2 separate regions of the Homo sapiens genome follow, and region 1 is linked to region 2. Evidence: read pairs that join two places in POLR2A ChIA-PET (ENCODE). Cell type or tissue: GM12878. All regions are shown on one strand.

Region 1 (8,000 bases), 700 kb before region 2:
GAAAATTGGATATCCACATGAAACAGAACAAAATTGAACCCTTATCTTACACCATACACAAAATCAACTCGAATTGGATTAAAAACTTAAGCTTCATTACACCGGTGTTGGGAATGCTTTCTTGATTATGACAGCAAAGGCACAGGCAGCAAAAGCACAGGCAACAAAAGCAAAAATAGACACGTGAGACTACTTTAAACTAAAAGCTTCTGCACAGCAAAGGAAAGATGGGTTAATATCCAAAATATATGAGAAACTTCCACAACTCAATATAAAAAAGCCTTTAAATGTTTAAAGGACTTTTTTTTTCAAAATAGACTTACAAGTGGTCAACAGGTATATAAAAAGATGCTCAGCACTCATCATAGGTGAAATGCGAATCAAAACCACAGTGGGATATGGCTTTACACCTGTTAGGATAGCAATTATTCAAAAACAAGAAGAACAGAAACAACAACCAGAAAATAGCAAGTGTTGGTAAGGATGTGGAGAAATTGGAATACTTGTGCACTGTTGGTGGGAATACAAAATGGGGCCGCTTCTATGGAAAACAGTACAAAAGTTCCTCAAAAAGTTAAAAATAAAACTACCACATGATCCAGCAACCCTACTTCTGGATACTTGTACAAAAAGTTGAAAACAGGATCTCAAAGGGGCATTTGTCCTCCTATGTTTATTCTGCATTATTCGCAAAGGCAAAATGGTAAAAACAACCTAAGTGTCAATGGATGAATAGTTAAAGACAATGTGGTATATACATATAAGAGAATATTATTCAGCCTTGAAAAAGAAATGTTCTATCATATGCTACAACATAAATGAACCTTGAAGACATTATGATAAGAGAAATGAGAAAGTCATAAAAGTACAAACACTATGTTTCCACTTATATGAAGTATCTAAAATCATCACACTCATAGAAGCAGAAAGTAGAGTAGTGAGTTAGTATCTTAAAAAGATATCTGCCTCTCATGTTCAATGCAGCATTATTCACAATAGCCAAAATATGGAAACAACCTAAGTGTCCATTGATGGATGACTGAATGAAGAAATTGTGGTATGTATATACAATGGAATATTCAGCCTTAAAAAAGAAGGATTTCCTGTCACTTGTGACAACATGGATGAACACAGAAGACATTACACTAAGTGAAATAAGTCAGACACAGAAAGATAAATACTGCATGATCTAATATGCAGAATCTAAAAAGTTTAACTCATAGAAACAGAGAGTAGAGATTCTGGCCAAGACAGGCAACTAGAAGTAGCTAGCGTGTGCTGCTCTCATAGAGAGAAGAGAGTGGTGAGTAAACACTTGCTCTTCAACTGGAACATCCAGAGGAACACATTGGGATTCATCAAGGAAGCAAAGCAACCCACAGAGAATGGGAGAAGAACAAGACTGGACAACTAACCAACCAGGAGTGGTGTGGAGCTAGGGGAGGCCTCCGACTGTGAGGAAACAATGAGTGAGAGTCCCTGGGGATTCACACTTCTTCCATGGATCTTTGCAATCTAGGCTCAGGAGATCCCCCATGAGTCACCCTACCTCCACTAGGGCCTCAGCTCATCCAGAAAAGAAGTCAATTGACTGTAATCAAATTACACCACTGTTAAAGAAACATCAGCCCACACAGATCAGAAAGAACCAGCACAAGAACATTGGCAGTTCAGTAAGCCAGAGTGTTTTCTTTCCTCCAAATGACCATACCATTTCCATAACAAGGGCTCTTAACCAGGATGAAATGGCTGAAATGATAGATACAAAATTCAGAATATGTATAGGAAGATCATCGACTTTTGGAAGAAAGTAGAAATCCAATACAAAGAAACTAAGGATTACAATAAAATAATACAAGAGCTGAAAGACAAAATGGCCATTATAAAAAATAACCAAACTGATCTGATAGAGCTGAAAAACACACAACAAGGATTTCATAATACAGTCACAAGTTTTAACAGCAGAATAGACTAAGCTGAGGAAAATCTCAGATTCTGAAGATTGGTTCTTTGAACTAACTCAGTCAGACAAAAATAAAGAAAAAATTTAAAAAGAATAAAAAAATTCCAAGAAATATGGAATTATGTAAAAAGACCAAATATATGATTCATTGACATCCCCAAAAAAGAGGGAGAGTAAACAAGCATCTTAGAAAACATATTTGAGGTTATGGTCCATGAAAATTTCTCTAGCCTCACTGGAGAGGCCAACATTCAAATTCAGAAAATGCAGAGAACCCCTGTGAAATACTATGTAAGATAACTATCCCCAAGACACAATCATTAGATTCTCCAAGGTCAATATGAAAGAAAAATATTAAAGGCAGCTAGAGAAAAGGGGCAGGTCACCTACAGAGGGAAATCCATCAAGCTAATAGCAGAACTTTCAGCAGAAATCTAAAATGCTGGAAGAGAGTGGGGTTCTATATTAGGCATTTTTAAAGAAAAGAAATTCCAACCAAGGATTTCATATCCAGCCAAACTAGCTTCATAAGTAAAGGAGAAATAAGATCCTTTTCAGACAAGCAGATGCTAAGGAAATTTGTTACCATCAGACCTGCCTTACAAGAAGTACTTAAGGAGGTGCTAAATATGGAAATGAAAGACCATTACCAGCTACCACAAAAACATATTTAAGTATATAGTCCATTGACACTATAAAGCAACCACACTATCAAATCCACATAATAAGCTAACAACATGATGACACGATCAAATTTGCATATATCAATATTAACCTTAAATATAAATGGGCTAAATGCCCTCAAATAAAAGGCATAGAATGGCAAGTTAGACAAAGAAGAAAGACCCAACTGTATGCTGTCTTCTAGAGACCCATCTCACATGCGATGACACCCATAGATTCAAAGTAAAGGGATGAAGAAAAATATACCAAGCAAATGGAAAAGAGAAAAAAGGAGAGGTTGCTATTCTATTTCCAGACAAAACAGACTTTAAATCAACAACCATCAAAAAAGACAAGGAAGGGCATTACATGATGGTAAAGGGTTAAATTCAGCACAAAGACTTGACCATCCTTAATATTTATGCACCCAACACAGAGGCATCCAAATTCATGAAGCAAGTTCTTAGAGACCTATGGAGAGACTTAGATAACTACACAATAATAGTAAGAGACCTCAATACCCTACTGACAGTATTAGAAACATCATCGATGCAGAAAATTAACAAAGATATTTAGGACCTGAACTGAACACTTGACTAGATGGGCCTAACATATATCTACAGAACTCTCCACCAAAGAACAACAAAATCCTATATTCTTCTCATTTGCACCTGGAACATACTCTAAAATCAACCACAAAATTGGTCATAAAAGAAACATCAGCAAATAAAAAAAAGAAAGAAAAGATACCAGACACGATTTCAGGCCACAATATAGTAAAAATAAAAATTAATGCTAAGAAAATTGCTAAGAGAGGAAAAAAAAAGTGGTGGCTAAGAGGAAGGACTAACTTGCAACTCCCTTTTGGAAGGACAGAGTAGTGTGTGGAGGCTCACATCATGAACTTTTGCTCCTGCAATTACTGCAGGAATATACCAGGAAAGCAGAGGGAATCCACAGACCCTTCGAAGGAGGTGAAATGCTGCTGCAGGCACCATAGGATAGTCAAAGAACTGTGAATTGGCTTGCTTTCTCAGCTGGGAGGCTGTAACCTGGGGCACGTTCCTCACCTCTGCTCACTGACTGCCTGGAAATAAACTCAGTGTTGTTGGGGGTGTACAATGGGAGTGAGACTGGTCTTTTGGGCTGTGGGCTGCCTGGGACATGGGTGAGGCCGGTGGCTGCCAGCTTTCCCCCACTTCACTGGTGATCTGTGTGACAGAGCAGAGGCAGCCAGAATTTCACTGGGAACATAACTCCTTTGACCTGGGAACCACCTGCCCATCCCCCACAGCAGCTGCATCAAGCCCTGCCCAAGAAAAATCTGAGCTTAGACACACCTACCTTGCCCCTGCCTGATGGTCTTTCTCTACCCACACTGGTGGCCAAAGACAATGGACATAATTTCTTTGGAGCTCTATGGCGCCACTCACCACCTGACCCTCTCTACACTACCACAGCTGATGCACACTTGGAAGCGCCACCTCCTGGATGGAGTCCAGCCAACACAAAACCAGTGTACTTAACAAAAATACAGCAAAGGACCCTCACAGAATCCACTTCACTCCCCTGCTACCTCCACCAAATCAGGGGTTGGTATCCACAGCTGAGAGACCTGAAGATGGATCACATTACACATTGTAGGACTCTTTGCAGACAACCCTCTCTACCAGCCCAGAGCCTGGTAGCACTGCTTGGTGGCTAGATCCAGAAGAGAAATAAAAATTAGTGCATTTCAGCTCTCAGGAAGCCTCATTCCTAGGGGAAAAAGGAGAGCACCATATTAAGGGAACACCCCGTGGGAGAAATGAATCTGAATAGCAGGCCTTGAGTCCCAGATCTTCGCTCTGACATGGTCTATCCAAATGAGAAGGAACCAGGAAAACAATTCTGGTAATATGACAAAACAAAGTTTTTTTAACCTCCCCCCCAAAATCACTCTAGCTCGACAACAATGGATCCAAACCAAGACAAAATCTCTGAATTGTCAGAAAAAGAATTGAGAAGGTTGATTATTAAGCCAAACAAGGAGGCACCAGAGAAAGGTGAAGTCCAACTTAAAGGAAAAAAAAAAAAAGATCAGGATATGAATGGAAAAATCTTCAGTAAAATAGATAGAATAAGCAAAAAACAATCACAACTTCTGGAAATGAAAGACACACTTAGAGAAATGCAAAGTGCACTGGAAAGTCTCAGCAATGGAATCGACAAACAAAAAAAAGAAACTCAGTGCTTGAAAACAACGCTTTTGAATTAACCCAGTCTTACAAAGAAAAAGACAAAAGAATAAAAAAATAAATAAACAAAGCCTCCAAGAAGTTTGGGATTATGTTAAATGACCAAACCTAAGAATAATTGATGTTCCCAAGGAAGAAGAGAAATCTAAAAGTTTGGAAAGTATATTTGAGGGAATAGTTGAGGGAAACTTTCCCAGCCTTGTTAGAGATCTAGACATCCAAATACAAGAATGTCAAAGAATGCCTGTAAAATTCATCACAAAAAGATAATCACCTAGGCACATAGTCATCGGGTTATCTAAAATCAAGACAAAAATAGTCTTAAGAGATGTGAGGCAAAAGCATCAGGTAACTTCTAAAGGAAAACCTATCAGATTAACAGCAGATTTCTCAGCAGAAACCCTACAAGCTACAAGGAATTGGGGTTCCATCGTTAACCTCCTTAAACAAAACAATTATCAGCCAATAATTTTGTATCCAGTGAAACTAAACTTCATAAATGAAGGAAAGATAGAGTCTTTTTCAGACAAACAAATGCTCAGAGAATTTGCCGCTACAAAGCCAGCACAATAAGAACTGCTAAAAGGAGCTCTGAATCTTGAAACAAATCCTCAAAATACACCAAAGTAGAATCCCCTTAAAGCATAAATCCCATAGGACCTATAAAACAACACCACAATGAAAAAAAAACCAAACAAGGCACTCAGACAACAAAAAGCACAATGAATAGATTAGTACCTCACATGTCAATAATAACATTGAATGTAAATGGACTAAATACTCCACTTAAAAGATACAGAATGGCAGAATGGATAAGAATTTACCAACAAAGTATCTGCTATCTTTAAGAGATTCACCTGAAGCATAAGAACTCACATAAGGTAAAGGGATAGAAAAAGATATTCCATGCAATTGGACAAAAAAAGTGAGCAGGAGTAGCTATTCTTATATCAGATGAAACAACCTTTAAAGCAACAGCAGTTAAAAAAGACAAAGAGGGACATTATATAATGACAAAAGGACTAGTCCAACAGGAAAATATCATAATCCTAAATATATATTCATCTAACACTGGAGCTCCCAAATTTACAATTAGACCAAAGAAAAGAGGTAGATAGCAACACAATAATAGTGGGGGACTTTAATACTCCACTGACAGCACTAGACGGGTCATCAAGGTAGAAACTCAACAAAGAAACAATAGACTTAAACTATACCCTAGAACAAATGGACTTAACAGATATTTACAGAGCATTCTATCCAACAACTGCAGAATATACATTCTATTTATCAGCACACGAAATATTCTGCAAAATAGACCATATGATAGGCCACAAAACAAGTCTTAACAAATTTAAGAAAATCAAAATTGTAGCAAGTACTCTCTCAGACCACAGTGGAATAAAAGTGTAAATCAACTCCAAAAGGAACTTCAAAACCGTGCAAATACATGGAAATTAAATAACCTACTCCTGAATGATCATTGGGTCAATAATTAAATGAAGATGGAAATTTAAAAAGTCTTTGAACTGAATAATAGTGACAAAAACTATCAAAACCTCTGGGATACAGCAAAGGCAGTGCTAAGAGGAAAGTTCACAGCATTAAATATCTGTATCAAAAAGTCTGAAACAGCACAAATAGACAATCTAAGGTCACATCTCACAGAACTGGAGAAGCAAGAACAATCCAAACCCAAGCCCAACAGAAGAAAACAAATAACAAAGATCAGAGCACAATTAAATGAAATTGAAACAAAAAATACAAAAGATAAATAGAACAAAAACTGTTTTTTTGAAAATATAAATAAAATTGATAGACCATTAGTGAGATTAACCAAGAAAAGAAGAGAGAAGATCCAAATAAGCTCAATTAGAAATGAAATAGGAGAAGTTACAACTGATGTCACAGAATTGCAAAATATCATTGAAGGCTACTATGAACATCTTTGGAAAAATAAACTAGAAAACCTAGAGGAGATGGATAAATTCCTGGAAATATACAACCCTCTAGATTAAACCAGGAAGAAATAGAAACTCTTAAAAGACCAAAAATAAGCAGGAAGATTGTAATGGTAATTAAAACGTTACCAACAACAAAAAGGTCCAGGAACAGATGAACTCACACCTGAATTCTATCAGACCTTCAAAGAAGAATTGTACCAATTCTATTGATACTATTTCAAAAGACAGAGAAGGAGGGAATCCTCCCTAAATCATTCTATGAAGCCCATATCACCCGAATACCAAAACCAGGAAATTACATAACAAAAAAAGAAAACAACACACCAATATCCCTGATGAACATAGATGCAAAAATCCTCAACAAAATACTAGTTATCGAAATCCAACAGCATATCAAAAGAATAATTCACTATGATCAAGTGGGTTTCTTACCAGGAATGCAGGAATAGTTTAACATATGCAAGTCAATAATTGTGATACACCACATAAACAGAGTTAAAAACAAAAATCACATGATCATCTGTATAGACACAGAAAAAGCATTTGACAAAAACAAGCATCCCTTTATGATTAAAACCTCAGCAAAATTGGCATAGATGGGACATACCTTAATGTAATAAAAGCCTTCTATGATAAGCCCACAGCCAACATTATACTGAAAAGGAAAAAGTTGAAAGCATTTTCCATGAGAACTGGAACAAGACATGGATGCCCACTCTCACCACTACTATTCCACATAGTACTGGAAGTCCTAGCCAGAGGAATCAGATGAAAAAGGATAAAGGCCATTCAAATTGGTAAAGAGGAAGTCGAACTGTTGTTGTTTGCTGATGGCATTATTGTATACATAGAAAACCCTAAGAACTCACCCCAAAAGCCCTTAGAACTGGTAAATGAATTTAGCAAGATTTCACGACACAAAATTAATGTACACAAATAAGTGGCTCTGCTATATGCAAACAGCAAGCAAGCTGAGAAACAAATAAATAACTCAACCTCATTTACAATAGCTGCAAAAAAAAAACACCACCAAAACTTAGGAATATACCTAACCAAGGAGGTGAAAGACTTTGACAAGGAAAGATACAAACCACTGCTGAAAGAAATCATAGATGACACACACACACACAATGGAAATACATCTCATGCTCATGGATGGTAGAATCAATATTG
Region 2 (8,000 bases):
AGGAAGGACAAATAGAAATGGCTGAGTAAGATGGCGAAGCTAAAAGATATTGGTAATTACATTAAATTAAATTACATTAAACATAAAAATAACTAAATACTCTGTTTCAAAGATAAAAACAGAATTAAAAATACAAAACTCAACTATATACTCTTTATAAAGCCCTCATCTGAAATATGATACAGAAATATGAAAAGTTAACAGATGAAGAAGTTATACTTTGTACTATTAACCAAATAAGGCAGATGTGACTATGTTAATATCAAAGACAGCTCTGAGGCAGAAAGCATGGCTAAAAATAAAAAAGGGCACTTCATAGTGGAAAAAAGTTAAAATGAACCCGGAAGCTACAATATTAAATTTGTATGCACCTAATAACATAGTTTGAAGAATATAAAGCCACAATCTAAACAACTTTATGGGAAAAATAGGTAAACCCACACATCTCTCACTAGCTGATCAAATAAAAGGACAAAATAGAATCAGAAAGATACAGCAATATAAAATATTTGAACACCATAAACACCATAATTGGATATGTACCCTACAGTCTACTCAAAGCTACAGAAGAAACATTCTTTTTAAAATGAGACATAATATTAAAAATTGATTATATGCGAAACTATATATAAAACAAATCTCAAAATATTTCAGAGTACTAAAACAATACAGAATATATTATCTGGTCACTAAACAGTTAAGTTAGCAACAGCAAAAGATAACTAGAAATCAATACAGTTTACGTATATGACCACACCAAGTCTCATGTTGAATTGTTATCCCCAGTATTGGAAGTGGGGCCTGGTGGGAGGTGATGAGATCATAGGGGTGGATTTCCCTTGAATGGCTGAGTACCATCCCCTTGGTGCTGTGTTCATGATACTGAGTGAGTTCTCATGAGATCTGGTCATTTAAAATTGTGTGGCAAACCCCACCCCCAACTTTTTCTCTCTTGCTCCTGCTTTCACCTTGTGATGTGCCTGCTTCCACTTCACCTTCTGCCATGAGTAAAAGCCTCCCGAGGTCTCCCCAGAAACCAAGCAGACACTAGTACCACATTTGTATAGCCTACAGGATCATGAGCCAATTAAACCTCTTTTCTTTATAAATTACCCAGTCTCAGGTACTTCTTATAACAATGCAAGAACAAACTAGTACACAAAACTTTAGAAAAATATAAATTATAAAAGCTAACAAAAGAAGATCTAGAAACTATAGATATCTGGAAAAAATAAATTTAAATCCATAATTTTAAATTTTCTCAAAGAAAAAACTCCAGACCCAGATACCTTCACTTGTAAATCCTACTAAATATTTAAGAAAAAATGAATGCAAGTTTTAACACAAAATCTTCTAGAGACTAGATAACAAATCATTACTCTAAAATATGTTTTAACAGTTCATAATAACCTCAATAAAAAACTAGAAATAATAATCACAAGAAAAAAATTGCAAGTCAGCCAGCCTCTTTATACGTATAGATGCAGAAGTCCTAAGCAAAAAAAAAAAAAATAGAAAACTACCCCAGAATATATAATAAGATGCTGCATCCATGTCTAATTTGGGTTTACCCCAGGCATATGTTTGGCTTAACATTAGAAAATCATTAATATAATTTATCATATTAACCAAATAAGGGAGAAAACTCATATGACCATCTCAACAAATGTACAAAAATTTTTTGATATAAGAAAATATTATTTGATGTATGTATGCATGTTTAAAAACATTAAGGACCTTTCTTAATCTGACAAATGGCCCTTACACCAATGTTATAGCAAAGAACTCATCTGATTATTAAATGTCAAAAGCTTTCCTTGTGAACCTGGGAACATAACAGACTTTTCTAACCAACATGTCGTGAAGATGATGGTCTTATTGTAATAAGGAAATAATAATATGTCGAAAGATTTGAAAGGAAGAAATCCAAATGTCACAAATACAGTTGACATGATTATGTATATAGAAAATACAAAGTAATTTCCTGATACACTATTAAATTTAAAAAATTAGTTTAACAGGTAAAAGCTGATAAAACATTTTCAGAAAACCAGCACTAATACTAATTCCACTCTCAAGCACGTACCTAATATAAATGCAAGCACATATACCACACGTGCCCGAGAGACTTATTCAAGAGTGGTCCTAGTAGTATTGCTAATAATAGCCAAACATTGAAAACAAATTCAAAATTAATCAATGGTAGAATGAATAAGTTGTGGTGTATTGATACACTGAATTACTATTCAGCAAGGAAATTAAATGAACTACAGCTATAACAACTTATGTAAATCTCACAACCTAATTTTAAATAAAATAAAGAGACATAAAAGAATACATATTGTATGTGCATCTCTCTATTTGTATCATTTTTTTAAATAGACCAGGTAAGATAATATTTGAGAACACATACTTAGATAGACAGCAATCAAATAAGTCGTGGGAACAATTACCAGAAATGTTAGGATACAAGTCAACCTTTCAGAAGGAGAAATGGATCTTTATTGGGAGGGTGCATGAGATGCTGGCAATGTTTCTTTCTTGATCTAGGTGGTGGTTACACGTGCATTTACTTGCTTTGTATTAAAACTTCAAGATGTATACCTTTATTAAAATCTATTTTCTACATGCCCTATCTATTTTACAGTTGAAATGATCAGAACAAAAAAAAAACACTTTTTTGTTTTCAAATTTGACCAGGAACATCAAGAAAGCCAGTAATTGTAATAATATAGGAAATAGGGCAAGGATTAGTATGAAAGGAGCAAGACACTTACCTCTGGTGTAAAATGTAAGGGAGAGACAAAAAACTCAGTAATCAGACAAAATAATATTTTAATGGAATATTTTAAAATATTACAATAAACAAAATTCAAAAGGATCAGTAACAAAGCACAAATATGAAGACAGGATTAATATAGACCAGGCATGTTTTAAGTGATTTACATGTATTAATTGATTTAATCTTTGTGAGAACCCTATGAGGTAGGGTTCATTATTCCCCATTTTGCTAATAAAGAACCTGTGGCACAAAGGAAAGCAGTTAGTGTCTCAAGGTCACCCAGCTGGTCCATGGCAAAGCCTCAGTGCAGACCCAAGCCATTGAATCCAGAGACCATGCTCTTACGCACGACAATCCACCTACCCATTTGCAAGAGTACCCAATGCAGTCAGGTCGTAACAGCCAGTAGTCTCCTTTAATATTTCTCTCATTCTGTCCAAATCATATACTAATATTTGCAATAGATTATTGTGTTGGGAGGTGAGAAAAAATTGAAGGAAATCTTTATGAAGCCTCTCTTGTCTTGAGTAAGTCTGATTCCCATGGTGTGAGATATGGCAAGCAGCCAAGAGCATCTCTTAGAGTTCTCCAAGTCCTGCTGCCCTAGGACCCCTGTAAGAGTTGTTCAGAAAAGGTAATATTTGAAAAATATAGGTGAACAAAAAGTACAAATGTATAGCTATTAATTTGAAAACTATACCACAGTGTATTGGTGTATTTTAAAAGCAGCATAGAAAACTATGAAAAATTTGATGGCTTTTTTAATAAGGATGAGGGCCTGGGAAGAGAGTACGTAGCCTCAGTTTAACCTACCTTCGGATATACCAAGTTATTAATCAAACAACATCATTAATCTCTTGTCTTCTGTTAAAATAAGCTCAGTTTAGGCCAGAAAAAAAAGTCAGAGAATCAGTTTGATAAAAATGCAAAAAGCAGCTTAAATTTCAAAGGTGGCTCAAAAATGAATGGCTCTTAATTTCCCCAAGGTGAAACAGTATGCTTGGAGAACACAGAAAGAAACAGGGGGGAAAATTAGGGAACTAAATAATTCCAATACATATTAATGAGAGGCGCTTTTCAGGCAGAGTTTTGTGTGTAGAAACGAAATAGAATTTGTGAGAAGGTAAATTTCAATAAACAGTTATTTATAGATATACGAAATGAGTTCAGCTGAATTTCAGTCCTTCTTAAACTATGAAAATGTCCATTTTCTTCAAACAAGTCGAACTTTTCAGAAACAGGGCTTGCTATAGGCTGCCGATATATCTCACTAGAAGGTGAAAAATCCCATTAAACAACCGCTTTTTAAAATCTTTCCTAAATAGCTACCTTGATGGTTTCACAGAACTATATAACTCTTAGTGTATTTCCTGAATCTTAAAAACTGTCTTTAAGTTTTTCCCCTTCTTAATTTCTGTCTTTTTGTCAAACTGTGGCATAAAATATCACTTTTTAAAAATGAGAATTCTGTTTCAGGAAAGCTCTGTAGACAACGATTGTAACAGAACTGAGAAAGTGAAACCAAAAAGTGGAAATACAACTCTAGTGCCCTGAGGAAGATGGTGAATGAGTTAAGGTAAGACCCAGAGTATCGATCACAGTAGGAAAACTTAGAACTAAATGTTTTAAAGTGCCATTGTGAGAAAGTTACAGTTTTCCCTTCTAAGCTTCAATTAGCAACCTGTGAAGTAAATTTCTCTGAGGCTCATTTTGAAAATTTTAGAATGAAAACTAGTAGTAGACAAAATGTCAGGCCCAAAACTTTAGAATAATCTTTGTGATACTCAGTCGAGTCTCAAAGCCTTTCAATTCATCTCCTTCTCATTATTTTTTATAACAAAAGGAGTTATTTTTGACTGTTAGTGTTTCCATGCAACCATCTTTGACTGTTAATGTCAGAGATGGATCTGTCAGAGCTGTCAATATTCTCTGTGTTTGGGATTTCAGCCTTTCATCTGAACATAAATGTAGAGCTCTTGTATTTTGCAGTTTTGTTTTTTAGTGAGCATGAATGCAAAAGAAACTGAACTTAGAATGGCAGCTACAACTCTTCTGACAAAAAAAAAAAAAAAAAAAGATAATGCAAAAAGGACCAATTTTTAAAAAAGGGAAAATGTTTGGGGCATTAGAGGTTTTGTGACTCTTGCAATATGTTTCTCTTTTCTGAATTGTTGCTCATTACTGTCAATCACCACTCTATCCTAGAACTCTAGATCCTGTCATTTGAATTTCCAAATGTAAATGAAAAAATACATGCCTTTTCAATCCAAGTGAACTTCTTCAAGTTTACTTTAATAAAGGGTTTGTTGTTGTTTGTATGTTTTCTGCATAAGGATCTGAGTAAACATAAGCAATACAGAGTTTTCGTCTAGTCAGTCAGGGTTAGAGGAATGAAAGCTCAAATGTTCCAAGAAGATCTGATTATTTGTCCCAAATGTCAGAATATTGCAGTGAGCTGTGCACCACTCTTTCAGGGAAATGAATGATGGACACTGGGGAATATAAATTGACCCTATGAAGAGTTAATAATTGTGTAGAGAGAACATTAAAATTCTCCATTCTACCTCCATAAATTTTCCTTCCTTCAACAAACAGTAATTGAGTCCTACTCAGGTACTGTGCACCTGGGGATGTAATAGTGAACAAGTTACAACCGTAGCTCTAAAAAGATTATGGACAAGTAAGGAGAACCAGACTAACACTGGGGAAACAAAGTGAGGTTTCCAATGCCACTACCCTTGTTTGCCCCTAGAAGACAGGGAGTCTATTAACATAATGATGCAGCAGAGTCCATTTTTGAAAGGCAACCAGAAATTGCAAGCTTTGTGTTTTAGCTATTTCATTTTTAAGGTTCTGAAAGACCCTGTGCATCACCCATGCATTGACTATATGGGAGATGTTTGTTTGTGAGAACACGTGAGTCCCCTCATCTCACCAAAACAAATGAACCAGTGATCAAACTAGATCACTGTCCTGTTCAAACTCTCCATGACTTCCCACTACAACCAGAATAATATCCAATCTCCTGCTATGCCTATAAGGCCTTGCACGACATGGCCCTGAATACCTCTCTGATCTCCTTTTTATCTCTACAACTAATGCTGCTATGACAAGACCCTCGTTTCTGCCTGTGCCAAGCTTGATCTCAAGTCAAGACATTAGTATGTTCCTTTGGCTTGAAATTATCTACCTGCAGATGATTGCATGGCTGTCTTCTCACCATTCAGGTCAATTCACAATTGCCAAAACAGTGACCTCTTCTTGCCCCTTTCTCCCCTTCAGCCCCTCAACTTAGTTAATCTGCCAGAGTTTCTTGTTTGACTGTTTTTAGCATTTACCTGCAGTCTCAAATTATGTATGTGTTTGTGTGTTTACTGAATGTCTTATAATCCTGTAGGCCTTCCAACGTTTTCATCTCCCTATTCCTAGAATCTAAAGTATTGCCTGGCATCATAATAGGTCCTCAAAAAAATATTTGCTGACTGATGCACTGACTTGTTTCAAAGATTTTCAGAAATATTCATGGGAGAATGGGCAATAGAGTTTCGTGGGTACAAGATGTGGGCAAAAACAGAAAATGTGCATTACTGTCAATATGAAGTTAATTTGTATGTACAGACTACAGAAACTATTCGTATAAGATATATGCATTTCAATATAAGTGCTATAAAGGAAATAAGTCAGAATTTGAGAGGGAAGAAATACCCAGGAAGTAGTGATATTTGAGCAGAGAGCTCAAGGATAATAGGATATAGCTAGTTTCTAGAAGAATGGGAGATGAATGGATAAAGGTGTTCAAAAAATCAAAACCCAAAGAGGTTTAAACTCTACCAAAAAAAAAAAAAACTAGGCCAGGTGCAGTGGCTCACACCTGTAATCCCAGCACTTTGGGAGGCCGAGGCAGGCGGATCACCTGAGGTCAGGAGTTCAAGACCAGCCTTGCCAACATGGTGAAACCTCATCTGTACTAAAAATACAAAAATTAGCTGGGCATGGTGGCAGGCGCCTGTAATCCCAGTCATTCAGGAGGCTGAGGCTGGAGAATCACTTGAACCTGGGAGGCAGAGATTGCAGTAAGCCAAGATCGCACCATTGCACTCCAGCCTGGGTAACAAGAGTGAGACTTCATCTCAAAAAAAGAAAAAAAAAGGAGAGACTTTGAAAAGTGTGAAATGAAAGTAACACTAACATATTTGTATTATAGATAAATAAATAAGTTGAGACTAAAACCAGGGAACTGAATTAGAGAGCTGCTAAAGAAATCCAGGAGAGAGAGGTGATGGTGTTCTTAAACTTGAGTAGATCCACAGGGGAAGAATGGAATTGGATAAATAAAAAGACTGAGACATGATATAGACTCAACAAGACTTGGCTAATTAGTTGGGGGCATAAATAAAGGGTGTATTTTTTTATCTAATTTTCCTTATTAGGCATTTAGATGCATGGTGTCTCCAGTCAATGACATAGATGATTTTGGAGGAGATTTCAGGTTTCAGTGGACGAGATGATGTTCTTATTGAGCTTAAGTTATTAGAGGAGCAGCTAGGTGGAAATATCCAGGAGGCTGTTGGAAATACATGCCTAGGAGGATACATTTGTGCATCATCAGGATATAGATGACAAGTCATGGGAGTGAATGAGGTCAGGCAGTAATAGAACACAAAGGGAGAAGAAAATAAAACCTCAGCTGAAACCCTGTGAAACACCAATTTGTAACACATAAAAAGAAACCAGCTATCACATTTACTTAGAGCAGCCAGAAAGATAGGAGAAAAACTAAGTGTGAAAGCAACCAGAACAAACAAAAGAGAACATTTCAGTAAGAATAACAATTCAACAGTGTCAAGTACTAGGGGAAAAAAATCAAATTAGATTAGGTTTCCAACATGCCCATGAGATTTAGTGAAGTTTCTGATTACAATCACAAGAAGCTTTTATTGCAGTGGTGGTGAAGGTGGGTTTCAGATTGCAGAAATCTAAACAGGAAATGGAAGGCGAGATATGGTCATAATGATTGGAGATACATTTTAAAGAAATGTAGCCACTGGTGGGAGAATAATGAAAGATTGGAGCAGAGAGGTGAGGAAATATTGAGGTTATGATTGAAAGTAATGGAGAATGCATAAATGAAGACGGGAAAGAGCCAATAAGGAGGGTGGTCATGAAACTACAAGAAAAACAAGAGATAATTAATGAGCAAGATTGCTGAGGAAGTAGG

The links. ChIA-PET counts read pairs that join two places held together with the same protein. Peaks named below come from ENCODE experiments on the same cell type or tissue, not always from the same donor. Only the 100,000 strongest peaks of a DNase experiment are listed, where the experiment ranks them.
Region 1: POLR2A ChIA-PET joins it to region 2 with 11 read pairs; 2 of 35 experiments call an interaction of 5 or more read pairs at or near these places.

The regions. Positions count from the first base shown.
Region 1 is chr6:122,952,487-122,960,486 of GRCh38, forward strand. No RefSeq gene overlaps it. Among named protein-coding and RNA genes, the nearest start is that of CLVS2, 40 kb to the right of the region's middle. In GM12878, no CTCF peak of the experiment used is centred here; no DNase peak of the experiment used is centred here.
Region 2 is chr6:123,651,401-123,659,400 of GRCh38, forward strand. It overlaps LOC105377981 (a long non-coding RNA gene), which reads left to right. Exons shown (of 3, transcript XR_942943.3): 2 at 4,259-4,358. Among named protein-coding and RNA genes, the nearest start is that of TRDN, 18 kb to the left of the region's middle. In GM12878, no CTCF peak of the experiment used is centred here; a DNase peak (open chromatin) is centred at 4,261; H3K4me3 peaks cover 311 bases.